Regions from separate parts of the Homo sapiens genome. Here region 2 is linked to region 1. A link is a contact called in ENCODE Hi-C or POLR2A ChIA-PET data. All regions are on one chromosome and are shown on one strand. Each heading gives the region's core, a stretch centred on a gene start or an enhancer-like site at or near the end of the contact. The rest is flanking DNA. Distances are from core to core; before and after follow the strand shown.

Region 1 (7,727 bases), core at 3,179-5,678:
TTTAACAATCCCTTTTGTTTTCCCCTGGACTTCTCAGAACTTGCTTAATAGAGGGAACCAATATTGCCTGGGCTAGAATAATTATCCAACTGTGTCCTTGTTCTGGCATGGTTAGGTCCATAATACTCCTGCCGTAGCCTTACTCTGTTTTGGTGGACAACAGCGGTGGATGCAGATCTGGCCTTGGGAAATGACCAAAGCAGGTAGTGAAGAGAGGAAGAGGATGACATCCTTGCAGGGGTTTGCCCTTATGTGGCGCTGTTTTTTCAGCACAGGAGTGAGAATATGGGAATCTTCAAAACATGAACCTTCTAGTCTTGTTTTTTAACAACAGCATTGACCAAATGCAGGAAGTTCATCTTGAACATCACTGTTTATAAACGGCTCAGCAATGTTTACTGTGGTTATAATTGGTATCATTAAGCTTAGGTGACATTATTAATGCTGCTGATTAAATTGCTATAAACCCAACTTTGCCATTTACACAAACAGCTGTATCTGAGCTTCAGGCTTTCCCATTTGAGCACCTGGATAGAAAAACAGACCCACTGGAGGGCCCAGTTGGGAAAAAAATAGAACCCCAGCTTCTCACCGATCTGCCAGGTAGAGCTTCTAGGAAGATCTGGCTTAAGATGTCTTCACCTTGTATGAGTAAAGTGGTTTCCCTTTCTAAAGCAGTTCTTCGAAACTGGATATCCCAAGTCCATTAATGCACGTTCAAAAGGAGCATTAAATATCTCCCCTCTTGCTCTCCTATCCTAAACCCCCTCCTCGCTCTTCCCCTTAAACCTGCATCAGCTGCCCACTGATATGTTGGGGTCATTTCTCAGCCTTGTCCTACTATAGAAATCTACCCTCTATCATTTAACAAAATGGTACCTTCCTACCTCCTCGTACACTTTACAAAATGAATACTCCCTCCTTCTGGAAACACTTTTCTCTGTTGGCATCATATGATCTCCATTTTTCTCCTTCTCTCTCCCTCCCCAAAGCCTCTTGATTTTTCCCCCTTCCCCCTTGCCCTCTACCCCTCCTCCCTCTCTTCCTAGGCATAGGCAGAGGGATTTATATGCCTATTTGTAATTGCTTGTCTCATCCCACACTAGGATACAAACTACATGAGAAAAGGGATTTTCTCCTATTTGTGGCTGCATCTCTCATTCCTAGGGCAGTGCCAGGCACATGGTTAGTACCAGGGAAATATTAATCGGCTGAATGGGAGAGTCTGCCGAGCACCCAACAGTCTCATTTGTCCAGACTTGTGATGAAAGTGGGGTGCACTTTTTGCTCACAGCCAGTGGGGCTCACCCCTTTCAGCTAATGAAATCTGACGTCAGCTGTCCTGGGGGATTTATCAGTTAGGATGTTTCACTTGCAACTAACAGAGACTGACTCAGGTTATTTTAAATCAAAAAGGGAATTTATGAAGAAGGATATCAAGCCCTCCCAGAATTGATGGCTAGCTGGAGGAACAGACTTGGACGAAGTTCAGGAATTGGGACACGGGAAGCTGGAAGGGTGATAGCCATCTCTTAGCAGGAAGCGTCATCCCTGCGGTAACTCACCACTGACATCCTGAAAAGTGTCTAAGCAGCCTTCCTTACCAGTGCATTACCTGCTGGAGATCCAAAGGCTTGGGAGCAAGGCTTCATGAACCAGCCCAGGGCCCTGACCACTAGAGGCAGGAAGAGGGGGCATCTGGCTCTTTGAACTTCCAAAGTGGGGGCTCTTGGTCCTGCCTGAAACCAAGACCTCCCATCGTGGAGAGTTTCACCTAAGGAAGGAGTACTTGGATCCTGAACACCCCTAAAATAAGACCAGTAGAAGAAAGCAGGCATTTGTGTCATCTTTTACGAATTGTGTTCCACAACCACTAGACTCATTTATGCTCATGCTGAAAAGGGGCTCAGGCACCTTCTCCACATTTTCCTGTGGCTGTCAGCAAGTTGCCTCCCAAAGGGCCCTTGTGAAACTTCCTACCACTTCTCTATTTCTCTGCCTTTGCCACATCTGTACGTGCTGGTTGCTAAGTGGAGGGAGGAGCTAGAGCATCTTCCTTTTTGAAGAAAAAGAATCCCTCTCCAAGAGCTTTCACTGTCCTGATTAATTAGAGCCATCTGCAGAGCAGGGGTACATTAGGACACACACATGTGGACAAAAAAGCACATCCAAGAGCCATTCACCAAGAAGCCTGCCCCTACTCCAGTGACCTACCTGCGTTAGAGCTAAATAGCGCTGATGATAATGATGATGCATTATGATCAAAAGTTATTTTTATGAAAGGCTCCTGCCTACCACCCTCTGCCATCAGAATAGTCTATTCCCTGATGGGGAAAGAAGAACTGTAGTAGAATAGGAGCAGAAGTGGGAATGTAAAACACTTCAACTCCAGAAAACTGAGCCCTAAAAAGATTTTAGACCCCAGTGGGTTTCAAATAAAAACTCCTCCTGGCTAAATTGTGAGTACCGTGAGTTCACAGGGATACATGTTTGTGGATTTGCGCTCATTCCTGATTTAAACCCCTTAATATGCACAGGCTCAGTGTGCAGTGCACTCACACACACACACACACACGCACACACTGTTGGTGCCCCAGGCTTACAGGCATACACATTTCTGGCTGTAATGATTCAGATGCCATTAATCCAAACCCGCCAGGACAGTTGCTCCTTTGATGTCCCCTTGGGGGAACATTCCAGGAGGTCCCACTCTTACTGATGTGGAACTCTCTGGGGGTCAGTGAGCAATGAGGACATGTGTTGGGGGTTGGACGGGAGAAGAAAACCCTGGGCTCAGGCTCCATGAGGAAAACAGATCTGACTTGAAAAGAATTCAGACTTTCAGGGGTTGCAAAGCTTTCAAGAAGCACAACAGACTTCATTATTGCCAGGCTATGAGGACCTTCCTTGCAGAAAACAGGACAACTGACACCTCATTGCAGGGCTGAGCAAGATACTGCTTGCCCCCCACCTCAAGTTCTCCCCATAATAAATGGAGGAAATTCATCCTTTCTCTGCCTCTCAACCATAGAACCAAGTCATTCATAGACTTATTGGGTCAAATAAGAACAGCAGAGGAAGCTAATGCAGGGATGAAATAAATCATGCTTGTGTTTTTTTGTTTTGTTTTGTAATAAGGTTTTCCTCGAGCTTCAGGAAAGTCAACATCCCAAATAAACAGAACTTGCCAAACAGATATTTCAAGGTGAGATAATATGTATTAGGAGGAGAAACTTCCTAGTGAATATAGGAAGAAATGCAGTTTGTAAATTTCAGCTTTCCAAGCAACTTTTCCAACATATATATATATATATGTTGCATAGAACCGAGTACACAAACCTGTGATTAAGTAATAATGGTAAGATTATAGCAATTGGCATTGCACTGATGCTAAGTTTATACCATAACAATTAGTCCTCAGATGTGATTTAATAAAGGAATAAGCACATATTTAAGAATGGATCTAAGAACAACTTAGAAAGTAATCACAAAAAGTGTTCTGGGATGGAGCCATAAAAACTGGGCCAATAAATCTCAGCCAGCCAACCAGACATTCTGTTATTTGATAAAACTAATAATGCAAAACTTATTGCAATAGCAGAAACGTCATAAAAATGTAGTAAAAATAAACAAGCACATGGCTCTGGCAGAAGAGCTAAAAACAAGCGTGGAAATTGAAGACATCAAAGTATAGCCAAGAAACATCTTGGCAAGTGGGAGCAGGCGACGTTCACATATATTAGTGGAAAATGTTAAGGAATTTGGGATTTTTTTTTCATGTTTGAGCAATATTTTGGGAAGTGATATTTCATACATACTTGTCTCTGTACCAAGATATTTCCCCTCCCAAGATTATTTTGCAACGTACTTGACTGGTGAGGTCTGTTACTTTTATGATGCCTTTTGGTAGAAAGATCTGAAATTTGTACAGCAAAGGGGAGAAGGCACTAAACGTTATTAAGCCTCCTACTCACCACTTTAGCTGTATTATCTCAATTAATTCTCAAAGCAATCCCGAGTGGAAGGAAAGCGTGTTCCTATTTTACGTAGGAGGATGCTGCAGCTTTGAGAAGTTGGTCACAAGTGTCTGGAAACTGCCACCAGCCCGGAGAGTGTTCGCTTCCCCATAGTGTGTGAACTTTTTCCCATATCCCTCCTGTATTCAGGTTCTACCACGTGCCCCTGAGGGTCTTTCAAGGATTGACCAGGCAGGGGATGGGAGGAGATTCAAAGGTCAAGGTAAACTCTGCTTCCAACCCCAAGTCCCCCTTTTCATCACTGTCCCATGAAAAACTCCTGCACCTCCCACTGCCAATCTCGCCCACGGCAGCTTGGAAGCAGGAGGGGGAGGCTGGCCTCCCTCCCTGGGGCTCTACTCACAGTCTGAAGTCTGCTGCCCAGCCTCGGCAGGCACGCACAGCTCTGCACCTCCTACAGCCACCGAGTACCGGAAGCTGGCCAGTCAGGGATGGGCACACGTAGGCGAGAGGGGGGCCTGCTTCGGCCTCTGGGCACTTATCAGAGGAGGAGGAGGAGGAAAAAAGCTGTGTTTTGGATCTGAAAGGGTTACAGGGTCTGCCCAGCCCCTGGGATGGCAGCCAGCAGGGGAAGTGGGGAAGCTGTGAGGAGAATAGCAAGTTTCTCCTTGCAGGGACCCTATTCCAGCTGAATGCAGCCTCCTCGCCCTTAAATCCAATTAAAGGCCGATATTATGTCAGTGGAAATGTATGCCAATCCTAATATAGTCTAATAAGCCTTAAAATAGCACTCTGTAAGTGGAAAGCCCTGTGGTTTAATTTGATTCGCAGCCTAATAACAGGCTTAATAAGAGGGAATTGGCCCCCTTTTATTTTCCAACTGGTCTCTGCATGCTCTTTTCTTCTTTTCTTTCTTTGTCTCCTTTATCTCTTTCTCTGGAACTCTGTGGAATGACCAAGAGAGGCAGGAGTGAGCAGGAGGTGGGCGCATCTTCCCCCACATTGCTTCCAGCTCAGAGGCCTGGTACCTGCTACCTAAGTGTGGTTCTGGGATGTGGCAGGGACTCTAGGTCCTTGGCTGGGTCCTACATGTGACTTGACTCATGGTGCACATGGACAAGGTGCTTCCTGTTGGCTTTGTTGCCTTCCATTGTAATGGAGAAGGTGGATGGGAAGTACCTCAAAGCAGGTATCTTGGGCATGCACCTTTGGATGAGAAAGGACTCATCGCTTTCTTCCTGGGCCTTGGGTCTCCCCTCCCAGGAAGCTGGAGCCAACGGCCATTCTCACACACCCTCTGCTAGAGATGACGGGGTGGCCAGCCATGGGCAAGTCTTATCAACACAATCTGGAAACTGAATCCGCTTTATGGAACTTTGAATCAATTCTTTATAAGGACAAAGGATTCTCAAACATTTAAAAAGCAGAGTTTTTGAATTTAAAGTACTCTTAAAAAACAGCTTTAATGAGATATATTCACATTTGGTATAATTCACCTATTTAAAGAGTACAAGTCAATGGCTTTTGCAATTCAGTAGCTTTTACTATAATTACAGAGTTGCACAACCATCACCACAATCAATTTTAGAACATTCTTATTGCTGCAAAAAGACAGCTCAAATCCCTTAGCCATCACCCTCTCCAGCTCCACATGGCCCCCAGCCCTAGGTAGCCACTAATCTATCTTTCTCTGTACATTTGTCTATTCTGGACATTGTGTATAAAAGGAATCTTATATGTAGCCTTTTGTGTCTGGCTTCTTTCTTACTCAGCATAATGCTTTCAAGGTTTAGCCACATTGTAGCATGGATCAGTACTTCATTCCTTTTCCTTGCCACTAATATTCCATTGTATGGATATACCACATTTTATTCACCCATTCTTTATCTGATGGACTTTTGCATTGTTTCCTTTTTTGGCTATTCTGAATAATGCTGCTATGAACATTTGTGTATACATTTTTGTCTGGATATATGTTTTCATTTGTCTTGCATATATTTCAAGGAGTGGAATTTTGGGATCATATAGTAAATCTATTTCACCACTTGAGAAGGTGCCAGGCTGTTTTCCAAAGCAGCCACCTCACTTCCATTCCCACCAGCAATGTGTGAGGGTTCCAATTGCTGCACACCCTCACCAACACTTGTCATTTTCTATCCTTTACTCTAGCCATCCCAGCGGGTGGGAAATGGCATCTCCTGCTCATTGACGCTATGATTTGCATTTCTCTGAATGGAGTTAATGTATTCTTTTATTTTTTTATTTTTTATTTTTATTTTTTGAGACAGACTCCCAGTCTGTTGCCCAGGCTGGAGTGCAGTGGCACAATCTTGGCTCAATGCAGTCTCCACCTCTGGTTCAAGCAATTCTCATGCCTCAGCCTCCCAAGTAGCTGGGACTACAGGTGCGCACCACCATGCTCAGCTAACTTTTGTATTTTTTAGTAGAGATGAGGGTTTCACCATGTTGGCCAGGCTGGTCTCAAACTCCTGACCTCAAGTGATCTGCCTGCCTCAGCATCCCAAAGTGCTGGGATTACAGGTGTGAGCCACCGCACCTGGCCCTGAGTTAATGTATTCTTGATCTGAACTGGTCTGCAAGTTAATAAACAATTAACTTGTGAACAGAATTTAAACCTCAGCTGTGGTGATGATTAACCAGATCATCTTGAACCCCTTACTTATCTGAATCTTAACTTCTGGATTTGTGAACAGGAGGTTGGGATTTTGAAGATTCACTCAGAGAATGTGGGGAACAGCTTACAAAGGGGAGGGCTGCAGCACACATTCATTTCCTTCCCTTCACCTGGTCCTAATGTGTATGCCTCCATTTTTGGGATGGTACAATGGGAATGATATTTACTCCTGAGCCATCAATTTTGCAACAAGGTCAGAAGAAAAAATATACTTAAAAAAAAGGACGGTGATGATGGGTTGAGTTGGGACAAAGGAAAAGGGCATTTGATGGCAAGATACAGAAATTGGAGTTTTATTTTTTTTTATTAATAAGAAGCAGCAAGGGGTGAAAAGCAACAGGATACCCATCCTCAATATAAGAGGGGTTATCATGGGGAGGAGAGTGACCAGCTGTTCCTGATCTCCACGAAGGACATCAGAAGGGGAAATGCATTTAAACTGTGGGAAGCAGCCTGTAGCTTCATTATTAGGATGAGCTCCTTTACTGTCAGGGTCGTGAAACATTGGAATGGGAATTTATCAAGTTTCCTGTCCCTGAGGGCCTTTCCAAATATGATCAATTACATCTAGGAGTGGGAATGAGATGCCCTGAGGCAGCTCTGTCCAGCACAAAAATGCTGCAATTCCTGGCAGTGGCCCCCCTTGGTAGCCCTCCCTGTGTTGGCTCCCTGCACACACCAGGCAGGGTTGCAGCCACTCCTCCGACCCCACCAGCCCCCTACCCCCACACCCTGTTTTGGCTGGACCCAGTTGCTCCCTCTTCTTTCCCTCAATGCTGTGGGGGAGATGCTGCTCTTCTCTATTTCAGTAGGGAGTGACGTGGCTTCTATACATAGCACGGCTTATAACTTCTTTGGCAGCTCCTGGGTTGAAAGGTGCTGTTAAAAGAAAGGGAGGGGAAAAAAGAGCTCAATAACCCTTTTATTTATTTAAAAAAAATCTTTCAAGAAAAGCTCAAACATGTGGTCCTTTACTTCAATTGCTCACTGAGACCATTATGGTCCTTGACCCATCTTTCGGCGTTGGATGGCTACCAGTGTCTTACAGAGGAGCA
Region 2 (7,589 bases), core at 4,017-6,516, 34 kb before region 1:
TTCTCCTTTCAGCTTCCAATAAACATCCCCATTCTTTGCTCCCTCAGGCTAAAGGGTTGTAAGGGTGCTTTACTTTGGCTAGCCCCAGGATCCTGCACTATCCCTTGAGGTTGCCCATTAGTTCACATGGGTGAACCAGAGAAGTAATTAGAACATATCAGCACAAGCTGTCCCCAGTAACAGAAGACAAATGCAAGGAGTTTCTACTTCTTCTTCAACATGCTTTGCCAGTCACTATGGGGGAGATCGAGTAAGGGAAGGGAAGTGGATTCCCCTAGCCCCAGTTCTCCTGCCCTGAGACTGATGCTGGGCATTGCATTTCCCATGTCACCTACCTGATGCCACCTTGCAGCATGGCCACACACACTCATGCACACACGTGCACATACCTGCTCCTGCCAGCTGCTGGTACCCTTCCGTCCTCCTGGCTGGGCACAGACTCTCCTTTCCACTAATGCTAACTGGCATTGAGGGGAAGCAGAAACTAGATTCCATCATCCCTTTGCTTTACTCGAAAGGGATGGGGCAAAAGGGAAACTCCCTAAGACTGTGATGCTGTGGTATGGGGAGAAGTAACTAGAGTTTGCCCTCTGCGTTCCTTCCCATCCACTGCCTTCTCTGCTTACCGGCTTTTGAGTCACCAGCAAAGAATTTACTGTCTTATTACAGACATCATTTTTCAACATTAGAAGCACAAAAGGAGAACAGAAAGGCCTTAGCCCAGCTCATGCCCAACCAATGTGAGGAAGTACAAGCTCCTTGGGACTTTCAAGGAGTGCAAGTGCCTGCTGAAAGGCAGGGTGGGGCTGGGTGTGTCTCAGGAAACAAGAAGGAGAGTGGTTGGTGGGCAGAAGGGGGCTGGGACTCATGGGGCAGAGAAGAAGCGGGGGCCATGATGTGGCACATCCTGGGGCTTGCTTTGCCAGACAGAGAAGTTAATGATGGCTGTGTTTTCAGTGGGGGCCTTTTCTTTTTTATTGTTATTATTTTTTATTTTTTATACTTTAAGTTCTGGGGTATATATGCAGAACGTGCAGGTTTGTTACATAGGTATACATGTGCCATGGTGGTTTGCTGCACTCATCAACCGGTCATCTACATTAGGTTTTCCCCTAACGCTATCCCTTCCCTAGCCCCCGACCCCCCGACAGGCCCCAGTGTGTGATGTTACCCTCCCTGTGTCCATGTGTTCTCATTGTTCAACTCCCACTTAGGAGTGAGAACGTGCAGTGTTTGGTTTTCTGTTCCTGTGTTAGTTTGCTGAGAATGATGGTTTCCAGCATCATCCATGTCCCTGCAATGGATAGGAACTCATCCTTTTTTATGGCTGCATAGTATTCCATGGTATGTATGGGCCACATTTTCTTTGTCCAGTCTATCATTGATGGGCATTTGGGTTAGTTCCAAGTCTTTGCTATTGTGGACAGTGCCACAGTAAACATACATATGCATGTGTCTTTATAGTAGAATTATTTATAATACTTTGGGTATATACCCAGTGATGGGATTGCTGGGTCAAATGGTATTTCTAGTTCTAGAACCTTGAGGAATCTCCACACTGTCTTTCACAATGGTTGAACTAATTTACACTCCCACCAACAGTGTAAAAGCATTCCTATTTCTCCACATCCTCTCTGGCATCTGTTGTGTCCTGACTTTTTAATTATCACCAATCTAACTGGTGTGAGATGGTATCTTACTGCCCAAAGTAAGTTATAGATTTAATGCTATCCTGATCAGGCTGCCATTGACTTTCTTCACAGAATTGGAAAAAAAACTACTTCAAATTTCTTATGGAATCAAAAAAGAGCCCACATAGCCAAGACAATCCTAAGCAGAAAGAACAAAGCTGGAGGCATCACACTACCTGACTTCAAACTATACTACAAGGCTATAGTAACAAAAACAGCATCGTACCAGTACCAAAACAGATATCTAGACCAATGGAACAGAACAGAAGCCTCAGAAACAATTCCACACATCTACAACCATCTGATCTTTGACAAACCTGACAAAAACAAGCAATAGGGAAAGGATTCCCCATTTAATAAATGGTGTTGGGAAAACTGGCTAGCCATATGCAGAAAGCTGAAACTAGATCCCTTCCTTACACCTTATACAAAAATTAACTCAAGATGGATTCAAGACTTAAATGTAAGACCTAAAACCATGAAAACCCTAGAAGAAAACCTAGGCAATACCATTCAGGACATTGGCATGGGCAAAGACTTCATGACTAAAACACCAAAAGCAATGGCAACAAAAGCCAAAATAGACAACAAATAGGATCTGATTAAACCAAAGAGCTTCTGCACAGCAAAGGAAACTATCATCAGAGTGAACAGGAACCTACAGAATGGGAGAAAATATTTGCAATCTATCCATCTGACAAAGGGCTAGTATCCAGAATCTACAAGAACTTACACAGATTTACAAGAAAAAAAACAACCCAATCAAAAAGTGGGCAAAGGATATGAACAGATACTTCTCAAAAGAAAACATTTATGCATCCAACAAACATATGAAAAAAAGCTCATCATCACTGGTCATCAGTGGGGCCCTTTTCTTTTGAGAATGTTGTCTCTTCCAGCCAGAGCTGTGTGAAGGACACGCCTCTGCTCTGAGCTGCCAGTCATGGCTTGTGGGATTCAGGCTCCTCTCATGTTATGGGACTTGCCAGAAAGAAGCCCTGCTTTGAGGAATAGAATAATGAAGGCTAATGCTTCCTAGAATCTTGTAGAATTGGAAGGGAGGGCTGGCATGAGCCCCAGGCTTGAGCTCATCCCACCCTGAATTCTACAACCCAAAGGTTGAGACAGTTTCTGTCTTATCCACCCTTGAAGCCAATGTAGTCCCAACTTAAGGCCCCAAAGCCTCTTAGGACCCCTGGGAGAAGTAATTGGGTGAAACTCTTCATACGTACTTATCCTTCAAAGAGTTTAACAGCTGGAACCCCTTAGTTGGATTGCTAAAAATACATGGTCAGGACACAGAAAAGACATTAATAAGGAGACCTTTTTTTTTCTGAACCAAAATTGTTAGTTAGGGTAGACTATTACAATACAATAATAAGTACAAAATTATCATCGTGGTGGAATATCTGGTGACTGGGACTAATATGAATGATTGACTTACAAATCATGCATTTTCTTGTTACTCTCAGGCAGGGACACAATGTGGCTGGGTGACTTTGGGCAAGATACTTAACATTGGGGGTCCTCAGTTTCCAGGGTCTCCCCAGCTCTGTGTTTTAGTGATTTGGGGCAGAAGGGGAGAGAACTCCTATGGAAGTCGGATCGAAGTGACAGTCACAGTGCAGGTGAGACAGGAATAGGGAGGACAGGTGTATGGGAGTGCTCCGAAAAGGGAACCAGGGATTGGCTGTACCCCACCTGCACCCTGAGATAGAAGTCTCTTATGAATCTGTACATATTCCTTGTGATTTCCTTTCAGCTGGACTGAGGGGGCTGTGACTACTCTCCTCACTTGTGTGCAGGTTGAATGTTTTAATTAAGATCTGGGCTGCTGGTCGGTGGGAATTGATTGAAGCTGGCCTGCAGTCCCAGACAGAAGCAGAGACATGCCGCGGGAGGGAGGTGCAGAAAGAGACCCCGGGGAGCTTCCAGCCTCTCTGGCTCTATGCTGGAGACAGAGCAGGGTTCAGAGAGCCCTTAATGGCCAAGCAGATTAGGAACATGGTTCCGGCTGAGGGCATAGAGACCTGGTGAATGATAATCAAACTTGCAGCCAGTCAACCAGCTAAGTAGACAAGATCTAAATAAACATCCTGCTGTCTCTGCGTGGGCCGCCCACAATCTCCATTACAGAATCAAGTTGTCTCCTCCAGCACCCTGACCTTGGGCTCTCTGCTTCATCCTGGTGCAATGCCCATTTCCCAATACTGGATTCATAAATGTCTCTCACCCTTTGTGCTCACTCTCCTGGGCTTCCTTTGGATCTGGCAAGTGAGTGCCGTAATTCTCTGGTGGCTTCTGAACCATAGAGTTACCTGGCGACAGATGGGCTATTCAGTTTTCTCAGCTTTTCTTCTTCATTCTTGCCAGTTACTCAACTCCCATAAAACATTTCAGCCTGCAGACCCTGCCAATTTTTACATCCCCCTCTGCTCTCCAACTTAGTTAAGGCACTTCAACGTTGAGTATCTCCTTTACTCAAAGACATCGTGAAGGTTGAGTGGAAAGAAAACATTTATAATCTATTAGCTCAGAAGCCTGGTCTATTCTAGCACATCTCAAACTTTCACATGCATACAAATTGCCTGGGAATTTTATGCAAAGGCAGATTCTTATTCAATAGGTGTGAGGTGGAGCCTGAGATTCTGCATTTCTTGCAAGTTCACAGGTAATGATGATGATCTTGGTCCTTGAACCACACATTGAGTGGCAAGGATCTAGACCAGCGCAATTCAGCATATACTCTGTGAACGAGTTGTTAGTGGCCTGTGCTGAGATAGGTACAGACATTGAGAGTGAGCATTTAGAAATGTATACAGCAACTTGATATTGATGCAACATCCCAGCACATACTCAATGCATTTGTATTTTGCAGCTTCAAGTTTCACTCTTCTAGTAATTTGTTCTTCTAGTATTTGACAAAAGTATCCATCTACAGTAGATGGGAAATTTTACAGAATGGCCCTTCAAAACAATTTGAGAAGCTCTGGCCTATAAGACATGTGATGTGCTTTGCAGTCCCCAAGATTTTCTGATGCTCTGCAGCTTGTGCACAAAAGTGTCCCGTCTTTGGGGACAACCCTGGGGAACATGATCCCTGCTGAGGCTCTCGAGCCAGGTCCCTGGAATATCCTCATCCCACCTGTTTTCCGAGCTCAATGTTTTCTTTCCACGGCAGAATGCTGGGTATTTCAGACGACGGTTTAACGTACCGGGGGTATGCCAGGAAAGGCTGACTAACGAGAGAGGCAGCCAGAGAGCCTCTGAGCATGTGGCCCCAGAGGTGTCCACCCCAAGCCTGGGCAGCCTGTTCCCTTCCCCACTAAGCATGATTTTACTCGAATGTAGTACCACCTGCCCCACTTCTGAGAAAGAAAAAGCTAGGCTGCAAAACAAGCCAGTGAGAAGGCTTCCTGCCTTGCATGCCCACAGGGGAGGGCTGGGTGTTAATGAACCCAAGTGCAGTCATAACAGGAATGAGACCAGCTGGAGCCCGCCCGTGTTTGACCAGCGGTCATTTGGCAGGATCCAGACTGCTGGGGGAGTGGTCAGAGATGCAAACACAGCCCGGTGTTCTCCCTGCAGAGGCTGTCTTTGTTGTTCTTGGACCACTGTGGGCCAGGACTGGTGGGGATGACTCTGGGGACACAGGGCTGGCAGGATTCCTTTCAAACTCATTCTTTTTCTTCCATTTCCCACCTCTGGTGCTTGTTTCAATGCTGGGCAGCTCACGGGGCCCCTCTATCAATGGACTGATTGGTTTTATATTCCCCCCTTCTGAGCTGGAGGTAATCCCTCAAAGATCGCTGCTCTATGGAACATCATGCCATCTTTACTAAATGCTAATTAAGTTTAAAAATCACAGAGAAAAGGGGCTGATATTGAATAACCATGTGTTGAATGATCTTCTTACATCCTTCGGAAATTAGCCACTTCAGCGTTCAAAAACGATGTGATTCCAGCTAGGTTCAGATTTAATTGAGTGGATAGATTTTGATTTGTGCTTATGATTTATTGAATGACCCTAAGCTGCTTTATCTTTTAATTTGTGCAAATTATTAGTGAGGGGCAAGGTTGGCCACAGGAGGACTTGTCACTGAGAATGTGTGTGTGTGTGTGCATCCATGTGTGCATGCGCACGCGTGTGTGTGCGCGCATGCACTTGCATGCTCACCTTTGGATAAAAAGTGATACTTGGTAAGATGGGGCTTTGAGGTTGTTCTTTCAGGGACATAGGTGAGGCATCCTGTCCTGATCATTCCCCTTGCTGTCTAAGACACGTGCCATCATACAGCTTGCTGAGTCAGGTGCCTGGGGCCGGGTGTAACATCCGTGGCCAGGGAACAAAAGTAAAGTTGTTTGGTTGACCCAGGATTTGGACTTCAACTGTGGCCTTGTTAGTTCTGCTCCATAGATATTGAGGCTCTTAATACATTTTGTAATACATATTTACTGTATTTCAGAACTGTAATACATATTTACTGTAAACAGAAAGGAGGAGGGGAATAAGGAGGCTTATGGGCATATCTTGTGCACCATGGTCTAAGTCTGCTAAGGTTTCATCTTTTCCAGATGCCTGGTACCAGCCTCTGCCCTACCCTTGAGCTACAGACGGGACCCCGATCCCACAGAGCAACAGTGACTCTGGAACTCCTGTTCTCCAGCTGTTCATCAAACTGAGAAAAACTTCAGAGCTGTGTAGGCTTATTTAGTGTGTTGTCAGCCTTGGATATTGGAAAATGGAAACAGATGAGACACATCTACCTCCCTGTGACCCCAGCCATACATCATAGCTCATGTCCTGCCACCCCAAGTCCTTAGGGAAAAAAGACTTTGGAGAATGTGTCTCTGCTTAGCTTGGCTAGGTAGTTGGTCTCTTTTCTCTGCCCCAAGCGTCCCATGGGTAATTTTGGACAATGGAGTGTAGGCATGTTTGACTCTTGTGGTGTTATCACTTGTATATGTCAGTGAAACTAACTGATTCTCCCATCGGAATATAGTTATCTCTTGGGCCTGATATATGGTAGGATAACCTTATGCTCATCTGTCCACTTCTGCAGCCAAGTCGCCTGGCCAGTGTGTGTGTGTGTGTGTGTGTGTGTGTGTGTGTGTGTGTGTGTGTATGCTTATCTGTGTTTAAAGGTGTGTGTGCATACACAGGGCAGAGAGGATGGAGCCCACCGTACTGCAGCATCATGTAATTAACTCAGTGCTCAGAACCATCCCAGCCTCTGCGGGAAAGAGAAAAGGAAGCCAACAGTGCCTGATGAGCTGATCATATGTGCAAAAGCTCTGTTGGCATCTGGTCCAGGAGAGCACCCAAAAAAAGTTAATTGGTGTTGTCCAGTCTCCTTTCCTTAAGACTATGGTTACAACAAAGCGTGAGCAGTGTCTCCTGCATGGCCACTATCCAGCACAATTCCATAATTCCCCCATAGAGCCGGTGGGGAGGAGGAGGTGAGTGGCGAAGGAAGTGGAAACACTTGGTGTCATGTGCTCCTATCATTTCTACTAGCTTACTGGGAAATAAAGTGTAGTCAAGAGTGTATGAAGGCAAGATGTAAAATTAGCGACTGGTGCTAATCTGGTTACTTGAAAACAAGTGAAAGTGCTGTAGATTTGTTCTGTTGCTAAGAACCACCACACTAAACCTCGTATAGTTCCTGGAGGATACACAACAGTGTAATTCTCTTTAGGGTGTGCCACAGGTTCCTGGCCTGTGGGAGGGAATGAATCAGGAGGGCTCTTGAGAACCTTCATCTGTGTGCTTGCACTGAAAGTGAGTCCCAAAGCTGGAGATTTAGTGAGAGCAGGCAACCCCTCTGTGTCTCACTGTCCATATTCTGGAGGCAGAGGTTTGTAACAGGCCATGTGCACCTGCATAGGGATGGGTAA

What was found. Hi-C counts contacts between places; a loop is a spot of excess contacts on that map. ChIA-PET counts read pairs that join two places held with the same protein, here RNA polymerase II (POLR2A). Pooled maps may share reads with other maps.
Region 2: a map of ascending aorta shows a loop between it and region 1 (4-fold over the local background). The contact joins the enhancer-like site here to the promoter of PLXNA4-AS1 in region 1. A Hi-C loop is called at or near these places in 5 of 168 maps with a recorded cell type or tissue (CD8-positive, alpha-beta T cell, PC-3, aorta and 2 more), 1 of 37 single-sample maps with no recorded cell type and 4 of 50 pooled maps. POLR2A ChIA-PET finds 5 or more read pairs at or near these places in 1 of 52 experiments (activated CD4-positive, alpha-beta T cell).

Annotation. Positions count from the first base shown.
Region 1 is chr7:132,349,035-132,356,761 of GRCh38, reverse strand. PLXNA4-AS1 (PLXNA4 antisense RNA 1) reads right to left here and starts at 4,428. Exons shown (of 2, transcript NR_199030.1): 1 at 4,381-4,428. All of the region lies in intron 3 of PLXNA4 (plexin A4), which reads left to right. RefSeq lists enhancers at 3,869-4,403, 4,404-4,939.
Region 2 is chr7:132,383,973-132,391,561 of GRCh38, reverse strand. The region is part of intron 3 of PLXNA4 (plexin A4); the gene reads left to right. Among named protein-coding and RNA genes, the nearest start is that of PLXNA4-AS1, 35 kb to the right of the region's middle. Within about 2 kb of position 5,266, at least 3 of the 41 ENCODE cell types and tissues checked have a DNase peak (open chromatin) inside an H3K27ac peak, as active enhancers do; they include ascending aorta, where a contact is called at or near this core.